Regions from separate parts of the Mus musculus genome. Here region 2 is linked to region 1. The links are chromatin loops, found by intact Hi-C in ENCODE. Cell type or tissue: gastrocnemius. All regions are shown on one strand. Each heading gives the region's core, and the rest is flanking DNA. Links, peaks and the distances in the headings are about the cores only. Region 1 overlaps Mfsd4a (major facilitator superfamily domain containing 4A). Region 2 overlaps Cdk18 (cyclin-dependent kinase 18).

Evidence for each region. Peaks named below come from ENCODE experiments on the same cell type or tissue, not always from the same donor. Only the 100,000 strongest peaks of a DNase experiment are listed, where the experiment ranks them.
Region 2: it touches region 1 in a loop (2.0-fold over the local background); 10 of 42 quality-filtered maps call a loop at or near these places.

The regions. Positions count from the first base shown.
Region 1 is chr1:132,061,085-132,063,989 of GRCm38, reverse strand. All of the region lies in intron 1 of Mfsd4a (major facilitator superfamily domain containing 4A), which reads left to right. Among named protein-coding and RNA genes, the nearest start is that of Mfsd4a, 5.5 kb to the left of the region's middle. In gastrocnemius, for the core only: no CTCF peak of the experiment used is centred there; no DNase peak of the experiment used is centred there; H3K27ac peaks cover 1,495 bases.
Region 2 is chr1:132,115,168-132,118,072 of GRCm38, reverse strand. It overlaps Cdk18 (cyclin-dependent kinase 18), which reads left to right. Exons shown (of 16, transcript NM_008795.2): 9 at 200-323; 10 at 471-591; 11 at 1,092-1,189; 12 at 1,372-1,477; 13 at 1,584-1,626; 14 at 2,121-2,211; 15 at 2,531-2,608. Among named protein-coding and RNA genes, the nearest start is that of Gm37120, 14 kb to the right of the region's middle. In gastrocnemius, for the core only: a CTCF peak has its summit at 1,228 (motif pointing right); DNase peaks (open chromatin) are centred at 1,244 and 1,484.

The sequences.
Region 1 (2,905 bases), core at 104-2,603:
GCTCATAATAAGCGGAAATAAGGTATATTTTCATAAGCAAATGGCCAGGTAAATAAAATATGGCATGAATAAAGGGTCAGGCAGCCTACGGAGCCATTGTTACAGGGTGTCTCATTCAGCCAAAGTGCTGGGCAGGAACCACCGGTAATGACAGACCACACAGGGTATGAGAGTGTTCACATGAGCTGTCCAGTGCACAGGATCTGGAGTGGAAAAAAAAGCCTTGTAGGAAGTGGTAAGAAGAAGCACACAGGGGTGACTGCTGATGGATATAGGGTTTCTCTCTGAGGTGACAGAAATACTTTAAATTTAAGCTGGACGCAGCAATACATGCCTGTAATCCCAGCACTTGGTATGGTGGGTAGGCAAGGGTCGGGGGAGCTGTTATGGCAGGAGGATTGTGAGTTCTAGGCAAGCCTTGACTATATAATGAGACCCTATCTCACAAGAACAAAATACACAAATCTCAACGCTTAAACTATAGTAACGGGCTCACTACTCACAATAGGAAAAGAAAAGTGAGTTGTATACTTAAATAGTTGGATTTGATAGTATAGAAACCATGTATCAAAGTTTTAATTATAAAACATCTCAGAACTTATCCCACAAATTAGCTGATTCATTCAATAAACACTTCTTAAGTCATACGATGATTCAGGGGTGAGGGCTCCGGACAAGGTCACTGCTCCTGCCAAGTGTCCATTCTGGAGGGCAGTGTGTGACAGTGAACTAGGACAGGGACTATCCTATAACTCTGTATTCCTGATCCTCCCATCTCCATCTCCCACGGACTGGGATTACAGTCATACACCACTGAGACTGGTTTTGAGATGTCTCTAAATAAGAACTTGCCTAGTGCCGAATTCCCTTTAGGGCTCCAGCACACCTAACATATTTCTAGCAAGGTTTGTAGCAGGCTGAAAGGTGGACAAGAGGGCAGAGCTGAGTTATGGCTGCTCCAGCTAGGTGTTCTGGGTAGGCCACTTTGGGGAGGTGACATTAGGAACTGGCTCCTGAGGAACAAACAGGTCAGGCATGTCAGGAAGAGGGTGAGAGGTGTTGTAGGCAGTCAGGCCTAAGGTTGGGTGTAAGGCACTTCTCACATGCCCAGCACCCGGTGAGTCGCAGCCTGAATCAAACAGGCAGTCCTGCCTCCCCAACGTGGGACCGTGAACAGGTCGAAGCATCAGCATGGGGTCCTGAGGAAACTGCGTTATAGGGAACCTTCCTTGCCCCCATTGGCTAAAAGAAAATTGCTCACTGATCCTAGTTCCTGGAAGGATGGGCTCTCTGTCCCCTTGAGGTTGATAGGTGGCCCACTGTGACTTATTCCATTCTGTCCTCCAGCCCTTTCCACGAGAAAGGTGAGACCCTGTCATCTCTGCTGCAGAGAGGGGGTTCCCGAGGAGAATATGCTATCCCAGAGGCAGGCAGAGTGGAGTTGGGGCTCAGCAGCATTCTACCCCATCTGGGGGTGCAGAGGGCAGGAGTAGGCCCTGCCTGTATAGAGCCATGTAGCCCTGCCTCTTTTTTTTTTACAGTACCAGCAAGCCAAGAACAGGTGCCCAAGGCAGGGACACCCCAAGGTGGTCACATGTGTACCTGGCAACCCTTGCTGAAAGGGGGTTAGCAGCCTTCTCAAGGTCACATAGCCAAAGTGGCCCAGCAGGCAACGCCACCATAGTCACAGCCAGCCTGAGGGAGGACGCAGGTCCCTCCTCTCCACTCACATTTACAACTCCGAGTGGAGTCATTAATCAGTAACTTGAGCATTTATCAGGCTTGCTGGCAAGTTTCTTAAGCCTTGGAGGAAAGAGACGCCTTTAACTGACCCAAATTCACATGAGTACCAGGGGAGGACAGGCCAGTGGCACTCTACTGGTCTCTGCCTCGCCTGGGAGTCAAGACCCTGGGCTCAGTTGTATACCACTCTCTTCCCCTCTAGTCCTCAGTTTCCTGATCTTTAAAGTGAGATCTCTCAGGTCCTAGCTGCTGTAGCTCTAGCTGTGCCACTGTGTGGGACCAGGAAGAAGGTGGTTTCCTGGTACACTCCTGCATCACTCCAGGGATCACTCTGAGCACATGGCAGCAGGAACAGAGATAGGTGGGAAGATGCCTAGAGTTGGCACTGGCCCTTGACCTCTTCTTGCTAGCACATAGCCTGGGTCCTGCATTGACTCTGAAGAAGCCCAGGGCTGCAAAGAAGGATTGAGCCCTGGAGAGGAGTTGCCCGAGGCCTTGAGAAGGAGGACTTGCTATCTCCAGTTAGAGTGGAGGAGACTGAAGCTCACAGGTAGTAGTGGTTTGCCACGGGTCGCACCATCCGGCAGAGTTGAGCCTTGAACCCAGTACTTTGACCACACACTCCACCACATCCTTGATGTCAAACAGTTTCAACACGATTACCCTGTAATCCTTAGTGATCCATGTTCCTGGAAGGGGCTATTATTACCTCAGCCATTTAATATCGGCAATGAATATGTTTTAGTCTAAAGGATTTCTGAAATGTCCATGCACAGCCCTAAAGCACCTGAAAAGCTGCTGGCCTACTTTTTGGCCCAAGAACCCAGAACAAATGTGGGGTCAGCCTTCCAGACTCCGGCTGCAAGCCTAGACTCCAATCACAGCTCAAGTCCTGGCAGGAGACACAGGGAAGGGATTTTTCCATGTCTGTTTCCTCCTAGCCTGGGTTCACTCATAGGTCAAATGGGCACAAGCTTCAAGTCCACCTCCTAGTATTCTCAGATGTACTAAGTCTACAGCACCAAACAAACTCCAGTGGCGTTCACGCACACAGTAACACAGCCATTAGCCATCCTTTCCTTCCCCTTCCTCCATGTGGTTTCTTCCTGTCACAGATTGACTGGTCTTAGGTCCCATCCCTCAGGATTTTGCTGCAAGTCTG
Region 2 (2,905 bases), core at 174-2,673, 54 kb before region 1:
GCCCCCATATGCGATTCTCTGGTGTCTACAGGTCCTCGGGTGGCCTACAGGGTGGGCCTTCAGGGTGGGCGACAGAATTGGGGAGCCTTCCTAGAGACTTGTTCTGGTCCCCGTTCCTCTCCAGCCTGAGACAGAGGCGTAGGGTCTCCCACGTGGGACCTAGTCCCACTAAGCTGCTCATTCTTGCTCTCTCGGCCAGATATTCATGTTCCAGCTGCTCCGGGGTCTGGCCTACTGCCACCACCGCAAGATCCTGCACCGGGACCTGAAGCCCCAGAACCTACTCATCAATGAGAGGGGCGAGCTGAAGCTGGCCGACTTTGGTGAGGCTGATGCCAGGGTCAGGTTGGCAGGAGGGTCTGACCCCTGGGTTACACGGCCTCTTCAGTGTGCAGGAATGCTGGGGGATGTCTGAGTATAGGACCCTTTAGGACCCTTTAGCGGAGGTCTAGTAACATGTCTGTTCCTAGGCCTGGCCCGGGCCAAATCAGTGCCTACAAAGACCTATTCCAATGAGGTGGTGACCCTCTGGTACAGGCCCCCAGATGTGCTGCTGGGATCCACAGAGTACTCCACCCCCATTGACATGTGGTGAGTGAGCTGCAGACAGGAGTGAACCAGGCCATCCGTACCCTTAGGCTTCACGTCTCCCTGATGTGCTGCTGTTAGCAAATGAAGTCTGAAATATATCAGGTTCTCCAAGCTTATAGAGCCTCTAACGCTATAATTCTGAGGTGGTTCCCAGGGGGGTGGAGGTGGGAATTACCAGAGGGTAGATGGATGAGGCCTCCCCTGGAACATCTTGGAAGGGGACATACTATTTTATTGTTAAAATGTACGATTTGGTGTAAAATGAAAACCAACTCAACTTTAAAGTCAGCACAGGTGTCTGGCCGAGCCCAGGGCTCCTCGGAGACTGAGAGTATTGAATCTTTTCCTGCCTAGCAGTTAAGGGGACGCAGGCCTCACAAAGGGGGTCCGTAGTGGGGGTTGGTTTTACAAGCCTTTCAAGCCCCATTGGACCCCTCACATAGCAGCCTTAGGAGGCGTGCCTGCTCTTCCTGGCCTCAGTGTTGCCCTTACTTCCGCAGGGGCGTGGGCTGCATCCTCTATGAGATGGCCACCGGCAAGCCCCTCTTCCCGGGCTCTACTGTCAAGGAGGAGTTGCACCTCATCTTCCGTCTCCTAGGTTAGTTTCTTTCTGTACGCTCCACCTCGTCACCAGGGGGCGCTAGAACTCTGTCTACCCAGAAGCACCGAGGTGGGGGGCCTGCTAGCTTTGACTACTCTGCTTTCTTCTTCAATGTTGCTCCCTCTCCATATCGGCCTCGGCCCTTCACTTATACTTCTTACCCGGTCCCACGTCTCTAGGGACACCTACAGAAGAGTCGTGGCCGGGTGTGACGTCCATCTCTGAGTTTCGAGCCTACAACTTCCCCCGATACCTACCACAGCCACTGCTCAGCCACGCCCCCAGGTAGTCCCTTGCCAGGCCCCTTGCTCCCCACTGTGATCTCCCTCCCAGAGGCTCGGGTCCCCAGCCTGCCCCTGGCTGTGCCTGTGCCAGCACCTCCTCCTTGCAGGTTGGATACTGAAGGCATCAACCTCCTGAGCAGCCTCCTCCTGGTGAGTTTCCTCCCATCCTACCCTGGGAGCGATAACGAATGAAAGCCATGTAGTTCAGACACCGCCTGTGACTCCAAAGCACTAGGTTCTGTGTTTGGTACCCAAGGCCTAGTTGGGCATTTCCAGGGGACAAAAGGCTCAGTTTTCTCAACTTCCTATCGAATATCAGTTCATCCTTTAGAAGATGCTGGGGATGGTGCAGTGCCTACCTGGGAGCAAGCACAGGATAAAGGGCAGTTAGTGGTGCCATATACAAATAGAGTTGATACTTGGAGGGTGATAGCCATGACCTTTCATGTATGTTCATCCCAAGATGCAGTCACATTCCTGGGAAGCTCTGGTGTCTAAACCGTGGTATCATAAGGCCTGAGACTGCATGGTTTGGGTTAGACAGGAGCTTCTTCCTCCTCAGCCTTCTACCTTAGCACAGGAGTCCCATTTTCTAGAAGGTTCTCCACCAGGGCCCAAGAGCCTACCTACCCTGTGCCTTTCAGTATGAATCCAAGAGTCGCATGTCAGCAGAGGCAGCCCTCAATCACCCCTACTTCCAGTCTCTCGGAGACCGAGTTCATCAGCTCCATGACAGTAAGTGTCCAAGGGACCAGCCAGAAGCAGGGATGGGGGCAGCCAGCATGGGTGGGAGAAGGGACCAGCCAGAAGCAGGGATGGGGGCAGCCAGCATGAGTGGGAGCTATAACAGAGCCTGGAGCCTTGGGTCCAGCTGAGTGTCTTGGGCACATGTCTTCCCCCTTCAGTTCCCATTTGGAGCTAAGGGGGTGGATCCCACCTGAGATGGTAGATCTTCCAGGCTGGTCTTGACTGGAGAGTGCCTGGGCTCTGTGGGGATGCTAAGTGTGGGAATGTGGTTCCACCCAAGCCTCTCCCGCCCTCTTCTCTTGCCTAGCTGCCTCCATCTTCTCCCTGAAGGAGATCCAGCTCCAAAAGGACCCAGGCTATCGTGGCCTGGCCTTCCAGCACCCAGGTAGGGCCACATGCCCCCACCCCATATCCTTTCCTAGAGGCAGCCAAGTAGACCACCTTTCCCCGGTGGAGACTCTTCTTTGAGGAAGACATGAGGGCAGCCTAGAGTCTGCCCTTGGGATGGGAAGTCAACACATAGGGAGGTTCCTCCCTCACCCAGTCCCACCCAGATGGAACACAGCCTTTCACAGTAGTCCTGGCAAGGGCAGGCCCTGACTCTGGTGTGCTCTCCGTGAAGACCCTGAGCTCCTGGCCGGTCCAGACTTTGTCCCTAGCACAACGCTTCCAATGCATTGTC